2 separate regions of the Mus musculus genome follow, and region 2 is linked to region 1. Evidence: chromatin loops called from intact Hi-C (ENCODE). Cell type or tissue: heart. All regions are shown on one strand. Each heading gives the region's core, and the rest is flanking DNA. Links, peaks and the distances in the headings are about the cores only.

Evidence for each region. Hi-C counts contacts between places; a loop is a spot of excess contacts. Peaks named below come from ENCODE experiments on the same cell type or tissue, not always from the same donor. Only the 100,000 strongest peaks of a DNase experiment are listed, where the experiment ranks them.
Region 2: it touches region 1 in a loop (2.9-fold over the local background); 9 of 42 quality-filtered maps call a loop at or near these places.

Annotation. Positions count from the first base shown.
Region 1 is chr2:135,654,791-135,662,941 of GRCm38, reverse strand. Plcb4 (phospholipase C, beta 4) reads right to left here and starts at 3,395. Exons shown (of 39, transcript NM_001355153.1): 1 at 3,212-3,395. In heart, for the core only: a CTCF peak has its summit at 3,068; DNase peaks (open chromatin) are centred at 3,201, 3,451 and 4,301; H3K4me3 peaks cover 2,363 bases; H3K27ac peaks cover 2,531 bases.
Region 2 is chr2:135,568,634-135,576,784 of GRCm38, reverse strand. No RefSeq gene overlaps it. Among named protein-coding and RNA genes, the nearest start is that of 9630028H03Rik, 11 kb to the left of the region's middle. In heart, for the core only: no CTCF peak of the experiment used is centred there; a DNase peak (open chromatin) is centred at 5,054.

The DNA.
Region 1 (8,151 bases), core at 1,057-6,056:
GTAGTCCACCTCCAGTCTCCCCACACCGCAGGCAACCCACTCTTTGTTGGCTGTAAAGAACTAGAGGCATGAACACTCAAGGTAGAACTGGAAAACAATATTACAGCTTGAAGAAGCAGTTCTTCTTTAAAGGGTGGGGCTTTATCAAAGAAAAAACTATTACACAGAAAAATAAATACGAAGGGATAGAAGCAAGGTTGTTCTATGCCTTGGGTCTGACGGACCTGGACATGGGAAACAGTGACATGGACTGCCCTGAGAGTTAAACAGTATCCTTGCAAACAAGGCTAACATTTGAACTTGAGCAGTAAAACCAGGTGCCTGTCAGCCTAGGGGATGTCCTTATTTCTCACAAGGTGATTACATCTCCTCCACAGACTCCTTCACTTAGGAAGTGAAAAGTAACTGTTTACAAACTGCAGTCTGGCTGTGCACTACCAACAGTGATCAGCAAATATCCTCAGGATTCTTGACCTCATTCTAAGTATCAGAAGCAGCGCATCTTGCTTTTATGGAACTCACCAAGATCTGGTTTTCAAAGCATGTGTCATCCCTGATAGTAAGCAAGCAGTGGAACTGGTCACAAATGACACGAAACGAGTCCTAGTGTGCCTCACAATTTTCATTATCAAGTAATATTTCCCCAAAGTAGCTGAGTTCACTAACAAGGCATTTGTTGAAAGTGTGAAAATTACAAAAACTATTCCTTTCTATAGCACTATTACCTAACTGCTCTGGTCCAAATATATGTAATTTGTTTGCAACTGAAGACTTTAAAATTTAAAAAAAAAAAAGTGGCAGCTAATTATTAACTTTATAAAAATCCACCAATTCATCAATTCTGGCATTTGGGTTTTGCCTGCTGCACCTAAAAAACTGGGGGTGACAAACAAGACACTGTTCCCAGAAGCTTATATCCCAGCCTGTCACAACATAACATGCCACTGTGATGGGTTCACATACAACATCACAATCGTGTATAAACCCGATTTCATATGAAGGGCAGGTAGGCAGGAACGCAAGGCAATCATTTAGTCATTCAATTCCCAGTGAACCAAAATCGAAAACAAATTAGTAGTAGCCTAAGAAAATAGCACGTTCACTAGGGCTGCCAATGATGTACCATGTTGTACAAAATCAGCAGTATAAATTGATTTACAAGCAGCTAGATTCTTGGAAAGAGGATAAACAAATATATTAGCAGCACCAGCACCCATTGGTCTCTATTGGGGATGGGATGAAAGGTTTCAAGGGTGATACAAACCTTTAAACTCCACTTCTTAAAAAGCTCTTTTGAAAGCTTTAAGGGTTTTTCCTTTCTTTTTTTTTTTTAATTCCCATATTTCCCTATCAGCTATGAAAGTAAGCACGAAGCCTGGATTCCGAGGCATGTAAGTTTTAACATCATTCACATTTTAAAAGATACAAATATAAAGCTCGGAAAAGAGAATATTTCAGCACAAAGCCCTCCTGCGTGGGTGTGCATTTGTAAAGTAAAAGTAGAATTATTCCAACAGATGTAAATGTGCTCTCTGTGATCAAATGGAGTCTTTTGAAATTCTGTTTTGACAGTTACTTGTAAAACAGCATTTCCACAGCGATTAATTCAGAGCTGGTAGTGATATCATCAAAGCTAAATCAAAACTAAGTTCTGATGGCTGAGTAATAAAAGCGGGGAGGGGGCAGGGGAGCAGAGCACACTTGGGAGGCCAACACTCAGCCCTCTGCAGCACACTGTTACATGTGAAGATGCACTCCTTCTGTCAAACCAGTTTCACCAACATAAAAACGCTCAGAAAGTGAAATTCCATTTTAAAAGTAATTTTTTCTTACACGAGGTTCTCCCCAAGACACCAGTCATGTATTAAATGTCTACAGTGTAAAAAAAAAAAATAGATGATATAATAGATCAATACACCAGTTGAAAACTATGCAAGACTGTTCTGTGGGGGAAAAATTCGAGATTACATAACACAGTCAGTCAGGGATTACACCACAAAATCCTAGTGAGAGGAATTTCTCATCCTCTGTATCACTCTGCAACTTAGGATATTAAAGTTTGAAGGGTTCAAAATATTCGGTTCTCAGTTCAAACACATCTTTAAAAACATCAGTCTTAAAAATACTAAAAGGATTAAGTTGAAATTTTACACACACACACACACACACACACACATCTTCCTACCCTAAAGAGTAGTTCTTCACTTTCTGAGATCCTGGGAGTCCACCCAGGTAAAAAGTCACTGGTTGCTCTTCCTGGTCATCTTTATTTTATGGTCTGATTTTTCCTTAAAAGAGAAATTCAATTTTTTTCAAAGCATTATACACCTGCCTGTGCATGGACTTTACTGCTAGCCATGTTTATTCAACACATTATCTCCACCAATGGATAATTTAAATTTATGGACCACTATGCATCCCACTTCTACTTCAAAAGATGGCGACTGTCCATGAATGTTTTGCCCCAAATTAAATCTCAAGCCCCTTGCTTTAGAGAAATAGGAAGAAGCACTATAGAAGTTTAGGGTTATTTTTTTAAAGTCATATCTCAAATGCATGCATATTTGTGGAATATAAGACATTTGCCTTTCTAGAAATGCTGGCTTTATAACTCTAGAGTTGTTCAATTGGAAAATTCTGTGTTTTCACACTTAGATTCAGTAGTTTACTGAGTCTAAACTCAAAAATTGTACAATATAGACAATTTCTAATTGACTAAGAAAAAACAACTTTAAACTTCTGAAAATAAAGCAATGTTCTTTTACATGCTTTTAGGAGGCCCAGATACTGTCCTGAAGGAGCGCTTAGCCTGTCAGTGTCAACTGGAAACGGTCTATCATTCGTAAGCTGTCCCCAGAAGACGCTGAAGATGCACACGCACACACATTTACATGCGTTGCACAGTGCCAACTATTTCCAACCAAAATAATCATATACACGTCGAGCCGAGCTATTTCTAGCGCAGAAGAGGGTGAACGTCCGGGTAGGCAGAGGAAACCCAGTAGCAGATGATTGCCGGAGAGGCGGGTGGCGGCGGGGTCCCCTGCCTCCCGCGCAGGACGCCTCGCACCCCGCACCTGCACCGGGTCCCCGGCAGGGCAACCGGGGGCGCGCGCGCGCGTCCGGGACGCACCCGCGGGAAGCCGAGTAGCCCGGCGGGCTGGGAGCGGCGGGAGCATCCCCGGGCGGGACCCAAAGCGCCTTCTCCTACCTGTCACTTCCAGGCGAGTCGCTGCCGGGGATGCGGCCACCGCCGCCTCCGGGAGCCCCGCTGTGTTCGCGCGCGCGCGTGTGAGTGTCTGTGTGTGTGTGTGTGTGTGTGTGTGTGTGTGTGCGCGCGTGTGAGAGCCTGTTTGCGGCGCGGCTCCTGAGCCGCTCGCGCGCCGCCACCCCCTCCCCGCCGCCGCGGCCGCCGAGCCCCTCCGGCGCCGCCCCGCCCTCCGCCGCCTCCGCCCCCCACCGGCCAGCGCCTCCCCGCTGCGCTCACCTCGGCCGCCCGCTGCCCAGGGCGCCGCCCGCCCGCCGCTCCCGCCGAGCCGGGCCCCGTGCGGCCCCGGGCCCGCCGCCCCTACTCCCGGCCGCGACGCTGCCTCTGGAGCCCAAGCCGTCGCCTCGCAGCCCCAACCTGCCGGGCTACGGAGCATGCCCAGTGCGGCGCCCGGCGGGGCTGGGGGTGGACCGGGGCCGCGCGGGCCGGCCGGGGTGGGGGTTGGCTGTCCCGGGGTCGCCGCCGCCGCCTTCCCGGTGCAGGGTCTGGGCGCGCGCCCGTGGGGACTGAGCTGAGCCAGCAGCGGGACACCACGCGCCGCTGGCCACGGACTCAGCGGGTGCCCGGCCCGGGAGGAGGGGGTGCGAGCCAGCCAGAACCGGGAGCGGGGAGCGGGAACTGCGCTTTCGTCTATGTTACATTGAACAAACACGGAGAGCTTGTACACTGCAGCAGGCACTGTGAGACAGGGATTTTATTCATTCAGCCCGAAAAACAATCTGCCGGAGGAAGTACTACAACGGGCTCACACTGAGCCAGAAAGTGATTTCCAAAGTCTTCCCCCAAGTGATCCTGAGACGTGCACCCCACTCCACCCCCCCCCCCCAGACTTCGGTTCCAGGGATGCTGGGGATCGCTGTGGCCAGCTCTCCTTGTCCTTTGAACCGACACCCGGGTGCCCGAAGTCCTGCTGAGGCGGCCTGGCCATGTGCATCCAGCGTCACCCTTTGTGGAGACCCTACACTGGAGCCGCTCCGGAACTCCCCGAGGGCTTCCTCCTACCGAGGCCACTCGGCTTCCTCCCTCTCCTGCCTGGCGGCGGCCACCAAAACCCGGAGACGTGGCACCTGCGCACTGGGGACTGGGGCCCATGCTGGCGGCTGAACTGGGCATGCTCAGCTGCCTGAACTGGGCTGGCGGGTCAAGAGGAAAGGGGTCGGTTTAGAGGTTAGCTTAAAAAAAAAATGGAGAAGAGGGCAGAAGTGTAGGCACAAAGGAACAGTCCAGGCACCGTGGATACAGCAGTTGAAAACCCCAAAGTGTCGCACCCTTCGTTCATTCTGGCCGTTTCAGCATGGATAGAAAGAAAATAACCACCAAAAGTTGATCAACTAGTGTGATGTGTGATGGTACATGCCTGTAATCCCAGTTAGTTTACAGAGCAGCCTAAACTATACAGTCGGTTCAAGACCAACCTGAACCCTGTCTCAAAACGAGAAAGAAAAAAATAATTTACCAATTTAAGGGAGATGGACTGAGAGCTACTGACCACTCTCTAGCCAAACACAAAGCTTCAGATTTAAGTTAGCCTTGAAAAAGGTTTTTCTGCAGTGTCTGCCTGCCTGTCTGTGACAAAACCTACAGAAACATTCACTAAGCCAGATCAGCTTTTCCACCAAGGTTAAAAAGAGAATAAAGATGCCAGAGAAAGCTGATACTGCACTGGTCAGGGTCTTCATGCCAGTGTGTTAAGACTGCTTTTGAGAGTGCCGCAAACCGGGCACATGAACTGCCTGAAAGGCTTTTTAAAATGCAGATTTTCATTAGACAAGACAGAAGTAAAATCATATGTTCTCCATCTCTAACAACTCATTCTGATATTGCTGCTTGTAAGCTGAGGGCTTGGGGTAGTATTTTAGGCCTGCTTTCCCTGCATGTGAGAAAGCTGTGGCTCAGAAAGGGTAAGGAATTTGCCCCAGGTTGAGCAGCCAATAAATAGTATAGCTAAACTCAAACCAGTCCTTCAGGCCTTCTCTTGTATGTCTTATGTGCCTCAAATATTATCCCCAGAAAGGGGAGCTAGAAGCTATCACTTATGTGACTGACAGTTCTTAGCAGTAGAACTTAGTACATAATATACTCAAATATAGTTAATTAGTTGGTCTTTGATGGCTAACAAAACCACCAACACACCATAGCCTGAAACAATTACTGAGTGCTCACCTTTCTCTGGATGCGCTCCTGGGACTGGTATCAGCCGAGCAGTTCTTCGCTGCAGCCACACACACAAGATGCTTCTGCATGGGTTTCATACAGCAAGCTGCTAACTCCAGCAGCAAGAAACGCCAGTCCCAACTTAAGATAGTACTTCATACACTGCGCTTTTTATAGTAGTTTATGAAAAACAGAATGGCCATTTCAAAGAGGTCCAACACATAAACAAACTTCTGTAAATCTAGACTTCTACCGTAGAGTTCACTCCGAGTTTTATAGATTAAACATTTCATTTTACGTATGGGGGGGAAAAAAAGCTCACGGTAGTCTTGTGTTCCATCAGGTGCTCACACTAACACTGAGCCTGTTACCACTCAATGTTACATGAACAGTGGAGCTTTCTGAATCCTAAATGAAATATGATTTCATGGCGGCTCCTTTTCCCACTCCTTAATGGCTTCTTAGACACTTTTCAAAGGCTTTTCTGTGCCAGACACACTCACTACTCTTTGCCCAAGACTCTCAGGTAAACATAAGACAAAGTCGTTTCCTGGATGAAGTTATATACTATCATAAGAGACAGCCAGTGACACGTTAAAATGGGCAAAGGAAATGAAAAAGAACTTCCGGAAATAGGCAGGGAAGACTGCTAGTTTGGACTGGGACTGAGATGTCCGCCCTCAGGATTTAACATTTGAATAGAACCTGGATGAACAGGGAAAGGTGAATGTCTGGGAAGAAGCCTGTCCACAGCAGGGAACAGCAGGAAGCTAGGGTGAGAATTTGTTTGACCTGTTCCAGAAACAGGAAGGAACCAGGGTGTCTCACCGAGGCGTAAAGTGAGGAGAATTGAGAATTCTGGGGCAGTTGGGAGTCACATCCTCTAAGAACACAGAAAGGACTTTGAACATAAAGCTTATAAGTAAGTACCCTGTGAGCCCATTGGAAGTTGTCAAGCAAGGTTATGACCAGATTGACTGATGGATGGATGGGTGGATGGATGGATGAATGGATGGATGGATGGTTGGTTTTAGAGAGATTCACACTGAAAATGTCTGTAGGAAAGGAAGGGTTCCTCAGAGAGCCCTTTCTTCCTGGAAGGAGAAAGGAGGTGCTGATGGTGTAATTCTGTTTTAATCGAAAGTACATTTTTTTTAAGGAAAAAGAATAAAGATAATGCCTATAGGAACAAGAACACAAAGAGGGAGCCTGTAATAAGCAGTTGTCCATACTAGGGCAGTTCTGATACCTTGCACAGCACTTGAACTCAGACCAAGGGAAATCCTCCCCTTACTTTCAGGTTTCTCCTTTTCACCAGCAGGGGTTCAGATAGGCCCCTTGATTCCTTAAAGTAGAAGTTGGTGGCACAGGATTTGACTTAAATACTATCCTGTCCACTGCCTGCTGCCCCTTGCCCATCTGGGCATGGTTCCCCAGAACTGTTAGAAGGAAGGGAGAAGAAAGGGGATAAATGGCTTTGCCTTTAACCTATGGCCATTGAGATCCTATCTCGGTTTACTATGGAAGGAGACCACTGACAGTCTCTGGGGCAGGTCTAACTGCTAGTTCTCTGCTGAGGAGATATTGAGGAGGCTCCTGAAGCCCCATTCTCCACTCTATCCCTCGAGTGTACATTTTTTCCCCTATGTTTCATGGCATCCCAAGTCTGGAGTTCATGTTAGCAAGGCCACACTACTGACCATGCCTTCTGAAAGGAAGTTCCACAACGTCTGCTGGGAACACAGAGACAATGGAGAAAAGCAGCACCTCCCAGAGTCTCAGGTTGGCAAGAAGGAAGGCAAATGGTTGAGGGTAAGGGATGTCTTCAGCCACTCGTGAAGGCTTTCCCTGGACTATGGACCCCTGAATACCCCTCTGTTTTAGAAATCAGCCATAATTCCCTAGCAATGTGCTGTTACACAAATCAGCATTAGGCACAGGAAAGTTGGAAGCATCTATTATACAAACAGTATAATCACTTGAATGTTTACAAACTCTAAGGTTGTTCTTGTGAAATATGACAGGGGGACAGCAACATTAAGGAGCTTCAGATTAACACCCTGGACTGCAAAAGACCACGTTGCATCCTCTCTAGAGAAAGGGCAATGCGGATATTATCCCAGTTTAAAGTGGCCCATTAATCAAGGTTTCTACTTAGCTCTTTACACATTGTCCTTTGGAAATGAAGAGGTCACCACTGCCCCATTTGTCCAGTTTGCCTTAATTAGAAACATACATCTTAGAAAAGGGAGCAGCTAAGAGACAGGCCTGACATGAGCTGTCTTGGCCCCAGGGTCTCCCTCCCGAACCTTGTGCCACTTTGTGCGAGAGAACTTAAACAATTTAAAGACACTGAGAACCAAAGTAAACAGTTGTAATGAAAATGGTTATAGTGGTTTGAATATTCTTGGCCCAAGGAATGGCACTTTTAGGAGGTATGGCCTTGTTGGAGGAAGTGTGTCACAGTTGGCTTTGAGTCCCTCCTCCTAGCTGCCTGAGGAGCCAGCAGTCTTCTGATAGTAGCCTTCAGATGAAGATGTAGAACTCTCAGCACCATGCCTGACTATGATGCTACTGTCCTCCCACCTTGATTTTAGGGGACTGAACCTCTGAACCTGTAACCCAGCCCCAGTCATCTTTTATAAATAAGAGCTGGCTTGTTCATGATGTCTATTCACAGCAGTAAGACCCTAACTAAGTTCAAGGGTTAGATTTGTGTTAAAAATAAG
Region 2 (8,151 bases), core at 2,009-7,008, 87 kb after region 1:
GCTATTACAGGGTCAAAGTGCCCCACACGCTCAATGGCAAGCTCCAAGGTCTTCTAAAACGTCTCCTTCTGAGGCATCTTTTTGAAGCAAAGCAAGGCCACCTCCATTCTAAAGTGAGGTAAGAGGCTCTCATGTGCACAGAACATACTGGGTAATAAAAATGATGTTCAAAGAGTTTTGAAGGACGTCCCTTAAATATGTGCATGAGGAAGGCAGGAATTTTGTGGTTCATGCATCTAGATAGCGCCTTCAGTTCCTAGGAAACCAACCTTTTTTTTTTTTTTCCTCTACACTGCTTTGGAGGAGAGCCTGGAGCAAGACAGGAAATAAATGCACATATCCTGGTGTCTGTTCATTACGGAAGGCCAGTAGGCCAGCTCTTTTGTGGAATTTAAAAGAATTTGGAGTTAAGGCCAAAGAAACAAAGCTTTGTAAGACTGCCATGGTTTAAGCAGAGAACAGAATCATTTCTTTCAAAGTGAAGAAAGAAAGCGTTGAGTTTATACACCAAAGAAACCTTCTGGCTTTCCTAACGTCACTGCTTGTCAGTCTATAGTGTGCACACACACATTTTTAGAGTGAGGTTAGAATGCATATGGTGGGCTGGTTAGAAGGCTCAGAGAGAAAAAGTACTTGCTGACAAACATAAGGACTTGAGTAGGATCCCTGGGACCCACATTATGGAATAAGAGAATAGACTACAGATAGGTCGTATTCTGACCACCTCCAATGCACCATGGCCAGTAAGCAAGCATGTATGTGAGCACATAACTGCACAATTACCCCCACACACATTCACACACACATGCTCTCCTAAACACACTCACACATACATACACACAGTCATGTACACATCACACACATAGACACACTCACATACACTTACACATTCACACACATACACACTCATTCACATACTCACATGCTCACACATAAACACACATTCGCTGGGCGTGGTGGCACACGCCTTTAATCCCAGCACTCGAGACGCAGAGGCAGGCAGATTTCTGAGTTCGAGGCCAGCTTGGTCTACAAAGTGAGTTCCAGGACAGCCAGGGCTATACAGAGAAACCCTGTCTCAGAAAACAAACAAACAAAAAACAAAAAACAAAAAACCAAACCAAAACAAAAAACCCCAAACAAAAAAAACCCCACAAATTCACACACTTACAAACACACTCACACACATTCATACACATGTACACACAAACACACATTCACATACACATTCACACACATATACATACATATATGCAGACTTGCAGAAGGTACCTGTGACAAGTCTATAGTTTACCCTTTGAGTTTATGGTCACATGGTTACTTTTAGAAATGGAATCGAATTTTTCTTCTTGGCCTCTTTCTCTAGGGCTGGGTCTTTTATTTTTATATCATTTTTGAAAATACATCTGTTAATCCTCATGAGTGCAAGCTGAGGATAAATTTAATGATAAGTTCACCTTAAGTGCATAGCCACCATTCAGAATCACACGGGAGCCTTCAGAGGGGACAGGAGGGCAGAGGGCAGCCAGAGCTTGCAAAAGCACACTCATAAATGCTGGGCTGTTTCTCATGTTTTCTCACCAAGGCTTTTAGGTGGTTTTAGGTGAGGGCTATTGTCTCTATATAAGAAAGACCCAGAAGTACTGGCTTAGAGCCATCCAAAGCAAAACGGGAAACTGCAGAAAACATGACCCAGTTTCTTCAAAAATAAATGCCAGGGAGAGAAGGAGGAGGGGCAAGGACTCTCAGATTAAGAGATCTAAGGGCTATAGGAAGCAATGCAGTATGGGCACCTTGCTGGAAATCTGATTAGGTCAAATAAAATCTAAACCAGACATTTTTTTGAGGCACTTGGTAACCTGGAACACAGACCTGCTCATAAGTATTAAAAAACATAGTTAATTGTGTTGCATGCGCTTGTGTTACTGCAAGCATGTCACAGATCTGTAAAGATCAAACAGTAAATTTATATTCTGTTTTCATTTGCCAAAAAACACAAACACATGCACACACACACATTCACACACATATATGCACACAGCAATATATGTATATATATATATATATTCATATACACACATATATATATTCATATACACACATTCATAACATATACACACTCATATTCACACACATACATACACACCATTCACATACATATATACATCCACACATTCACATGCACATTCACACACATATATATATATATATATATACACATTCACACACATATATACTCACGCACATTCGCATACATACACACACATTAACACACACATTCATACACATATACACATACATACACATATACACATACATACACATTCACACACATATATGCACACACACGGTGATGAGGGGAGGAGGAACAGATGAAACGAAACTGGCAGAATGCTAATAAGCATCATTCTTAAGACATCATATTTTAAACTTTAAATTAATCTTAGAATTTCAAAAAAGTTGTACAATATTTTATTCTAGCAGCTAAGGCCCCAATACTTATTGCTTAGCTTCTCCTATTGTAACATCCTATGTCACCGAGATCACACATCGTATGTTGCACAAAGATCAACACCAGGAAATTAGCAATAATACCATCCTATGAAGTGAATCAGAAATTTCATCCACTTCCTCAACTAATGCCATCTTTCTTTTTCAGGAACCTAGGGAGGGTCCTGTCTTGAATTTGCTTATCATATCTCCTTTTCCTTCTCTGGTCTGTGATTAGTCCCAGTGTCTGCCCCCAATTAATTTTCATGCTCTTGTTACATTGGTAATATACTCATTAGTTATGCTATAGAAAGTCCTTCAGTTTGGATTTGTCCTAGGTTTGGTCAAGGTTCAAACTGAAGTGTACTTACATTTTCATTATTTTGTTCTCTCTACATTTAGGTATATTTGAAATCTTCCGTAGTAGCAGTAAAAGCAACTGTAAATTCAGGCATTGGGAGGTTGCATATCTTCTTTAAATTGAATAGTTTTTAAATGAGAAGGGAGCTGATACTAGAATTCAGAGTTATTCAAGTAAAAAGAGTTAGCATCCTTTATATTACAAAAAGTGTGATGTAGAACAATCTTTAAATGTAAAGGCTAGTCTCATGGGTGAGGAGCCCTGCAGACATTTTCCTGCTCTGGACATAATTAATCTACTCCCACTTCATGGGTGCTTTCCAATAATGAGGTTATGGAATCAACACTGGATTCTATTTTGCACGGTCCCTTAGTTAGAAATTATATACTTTGAGTTCTCACTCAAAATCCACACAGGGAAGCAAAAATAAATATTGCATGTATAGTGACAGAGAAGGTCACAGAATTTCGAGTTAGAATAGCAGTCTTCCCTGGGCAAAAGACTTGAGAAAAATAAAAGAGCTGGCATTCCTTCCTCTATACATTTATCCTTCTCTGCCTTTCTTTTTCTGGAGACACCAGAAACAGAGGATTTTCTAAAGTTTGTGTGTGTGTGTGTGTGTGTGTGTGTGTGTGTGTGTGTGTGTGTGTGTGTTACACTGCACCACTTCTGTCTGTAACCACTCTCTATCTTCCGTGTCCTAAATAGCAATCAGGCTTGACTTTTAAAGGTTTTAATCTCTCCCATGCAATTTCAAACTTCCAGTCATCTTCACCCACACTATGTATTATAAAAACTATTATATTGATCTCTTGAGTTAAATAGTCATGCTACCCAAAAAAGCGATGTCCATGGAGAGGGAGGATGTATGGTTTCCGTACTACTCACAGTATACTTCCACCACTGCATGTCTAGGAAGATGATGGGATCAGACTTAGCTGACAAGCTGACAACTTACCTCCTACATTTCTCATAATTAGTCACTGGCAGGTTCTATCCTTATTTTGTTCATTATAATTCCCCAGGACATGTCCTGAGAACTGACTTACGGTTTCTCACATACAAATGGCAAGAATAATGCATCTAAGTAAAAAACAATTAGTCATGTCTGGAGAAAAGAAGATGTCATGAAAGCCTTTAGAAAAAGTTGTGACACCTGGAACTTGAAGGCCAAGTTTGAAGTCATGGCTGTTTTCAGGTCTGGTCTTACTAGGTAGGTGGAGGGCTCGGTAGCCCAGCTTCATCTGAACTCGTAAGACAAAGTCATGTGAATTATGACTTGGTTATCTGATGGCTGAAGTGTTTCAAATTCAGTCTCACTGATCATGACTTTTCCTTAACTGTATAAAAATACTAATTTTGTTCAGCTCCCCAGAGATTCTTGGATGAACTCACTGTGATTTCCAGTCAAGGGGTGCTACATGTAGGCTTTCAGTGTGAGGACCTGTATCCCATCTTTCCAACAAGTTCCATGGGCAGTGACCCTTCCCTCACATGCCCCACCCCCCTCCCCAAGGCTTGTTTCTGCCATTTGCTTTGGTCAGTGAAGCAAAATTAGACATGGTGTTTTTACCATTGAGAAGAGTGCATGGTCACTGGAGAGACTGACTGTGTCTTCACCCATCTCTTTTTATACTGTGAAATGTACGGTCTTCCATATTCAGGTGTTTTTTTTTTAAAGATTTATTTATTATTTTTATGAATGTACATTGTGGCTGTCTTCAGACTCACCAGGAGAGGTCGTCAGATGTCATTACAGATGGTTGTGAACCACCATGTGGTTCCTGGGATTTGAACTCAGGACCTTCGGAAGAGCAGTCAGTGCTCTTACCCGCTGAGTCACCTCATCAGCCCTCAGGTGTTTTTAAGTCAATATTTCTGGCCATGAGAAAGCAGAAAGAGGGAGAGTCATGTGGAGAAAAGTGGTTGTATCAGTCAGAGTGTTTGTTTGTCTTTCTTCTCTCATTGTGCTCCATGTTAACCACTAAGCTGTTGAATTTCTGGGTGGAGAATCACATGGTGAGTGAGCGGTCAAGAGTGCTGGGTGGGGGTGGGGGTGGGGGATATGTGCATATAGACACTGAGCGTTCCTGTTGTCAACCTAAGCGGAGCCAGGAGCCACAGTGTGGAAAGATGTGACACTAGAGAAGCAGAGCTCCATTTATTGAAGAACAATGCAGCGACCACACCTTTCTTCCGGGGCCATGCACACACAGGACACCAGCAAAGTCCTAAACAAGTGAAGTCATAGTTTAAACTGGGCTTGCCTTTGTCCTAGCCACTGGCCATCTGGAGCACACAATAAAGGGAAACCCACTAGAAGGAAACTCCAGAAAAGTCCAAACACTGTAACTTGGATCGGGAAAGCTTAAAGGAGGACAGCAGAAACAGTTCCTACTTGGAATGGAGTTTGTTTACTCTGCTTGTTTGAAACCAGAACCAATGATCCTAATGGTTTTGACTGGTTCTAAGGGCTCTTTTGTTTTTGTCTAATGGAGCACCTATTTCTACAAGTAAATTTTTACTGCTAGCACAAGCAGGACTTTTCTTATCTTCAGGACTGAAGTCATATCTTCCTCCAAAGCTGCCTGTGGCTGTAGGGAACAAGGGCATTAATTTACAGTCGCAGAGTCCTGCACTTGGGAAGATAGAATGGATATTGTACCCTGAGGGGAGAGGTGTGTAGGAAGTCACAGGACAGGAGCATCAACCTGTGCTCTACTAGGGGAAGAAGATACATACCCAAATTGTGACCAAGATTTGGCTTTTTAGAAGGTGGAAAAGAGAGAAGGGGAGGGAAAGTCAACAATTTAGCAGTATTTCAACAGCAACCTATCCTTTTCCATCTCCCCCTATGCACAAAGTGGCACCCAGTGGCTTTTCCAGTCTGAGCAGAGTCCACCTTAGGTGAGGGTACCTGTTCAAGATGCCATCCTTCAATGTGATAGCATCTGGAGAACCTTAAGATTCAGAACAAGCCAGGCGTGGGGTGCACGCCTTTAATCCCAGCACTGGGGATCCAGAGGCAGGAAGATTTCTGAGTTCAAGGCCAGCCTGGTCTACAAAGTGAGTTCCAGGACAGCCAGAGCTATACAGAGAAACCCTGTCTCAAACCCCTTCCCCCCCACAAAGAAAAAAGATTCAGGACCAGACCAGTCTCCCTCTTGTGATGACCAAGACCAGAGGGTCTGTACTTAGAAAGAGAGCTGAGATTAAGAAGTCATCTTGGCATGACTGCAAAGCCCAAGCCCCAGTCTCTGCCCAGTCGTGTGCCCTCTGAGCCCAGATTCTTCACTGGCTAAACAAGAGGCCTGGAATCAGCCAAGCAATGGAGCATTTCTTTTACGTAGCACTGAAGCCCAAAAGGATTGCTGTGGTTGAAGCTCCTGTTGGTGCCAGGGCCTTGAGTTCTTTATCATTCCAAGGAGACCCGTGCTGTCTGTATTACTGTGTACTTTATCACCCCATCGATGTCAGACTTGCCCCCATGACTAGCTTTGGACAATGGCACAGAAGGAGATGTTCAGAATGAGTATGAATGATCAAGACAGAGTGGCATCTAGCATTCGTGGGCTCTGAGGTGTAAGCAGTATGTCTATGAAGCAATGATCTCATCCTGGTGGGGGGATATACTCTTAGGTAGGTTAAACTGTGGACCCATGAGTACAATATAAAGAGTTTTGTTTTATTTTGTCTTGTTTGTTTGTTTTTGTGAAGTCACTGAGATCTGGGGGATGTTTCATACTCAGCTTTATTCTAGCAAAGCCTGGCTAATGGACAGTTCCAAAACATATTCTCAATACCTGTGTTAGACAGAATTTGTATAAGAAAGTAAGAGTCTAAAACATTAAAAAAATACAGCAATCCTAACAACCCTGCACACATTTCACTAATGTTGCCCATGATAAGGAATTGAATTGCTTTGGCCAACTAGATGTCAAGTGTTGCTCTTTTACCCAATTATTTTCCAGTCTGATTTTCCAGAATCTAGAGCACTCTGTAGGTTCTCTTAATTACTTAAGTGGAATACTCTTAATAGGTTTTACCAGTAAGGTTTTGTTACCTGGATACAAACAGGGGTCATCTTGGAAGAGGAAACCTCAACTGAGAAATTGCCTCCATGGGAGTGTCTGATGGATGTGTCTGTGGAGCATTTTCCTGGCTAATAGGGAATCTGGAAGGGCCCAGGACACTGTGGGTGGTACCCAGGACCCCTTGGCGAGTGGTCCTGTGTGGACATCCTTTATTGTGATCTTAATATGTATGCCAAATTAACCCTTTTCCTCCCTAAGTTGCTTTTGGTCGTGGTGTTTAGCATAGTAGCAGAGAAGCAAACCAGGGCAATGTCCCTCCTATAAATCTTAGCATCTGAATCCAGGTGTGAGACTCTGAGTATTGGCAAACAAACCTAAGCACTTCACCTTCTAAACCCCAGCTCCTCCCTCCCCAATAGCCTCACCTTTGTTATAGCCAAAACAAGATTTACCAACAGGTCTGCACTGGTTTCTTCACGAATTTTCCAGGGTGAAATGGAACAGAGATCCACGGGGACCATTGCAAAGTAATGGATGCCTACACACTGCCCCCTCCCAATGCTGATGGCAGTATCTCAGCCACTGCAGCCAAGGCCAGCAGGTTTTAAAAGAGTGAGCTCAGACAATGAGGAAAGGTGGTCACATTCACTCCTCTGAAAGTAGTTTCACTTTAGCAAAGCTAGAAGTGGTTCAGCCAGACTTTGGTGCCAAGTGGCTTCTGTCAACCTCCCTCCGTGGGCTCAATTTTCTCCAGTATGTTCCAGAAACTAGTCCCTGGTTGACATCTGAGCAGGCCAAGAAGGGATTTCTGCTATTTTTCAGAACCATTTACTGAGCACCTTTTAGACAAATACAACAGTATGTTTAGTACCACAGTGTTGCCATGAGGGCAACCAGACCCACCAAAGTCAACGCTAAGCCCACTTTAAAAAGAATCTAGTTTAAACTCCACAGAATTATTTCTTATAATGAAGCGCTAATTAAAATGATGGAAGAAGACATAGATTGGACAGACTCAGTGGTTTTATGTGGGTCACAATATTTTGCCTCTCACCTGAAGATGCCTCTTATGATACCTTAAACTTGTAAAAACAGACCCAGATAAACAGTATACAAAGATAAGTGGAGCCTTTTCGATTAACACTTGAAATGGACGCTGTACTTTATATTCAAATAGTACTAGTATGTTTCTTTAAAAAAAAAATCTTTGGGCACACACTTAATTTCTAAAATTCCTTGGCTGTCCTTTCCTGTCAGCTCTCCCAC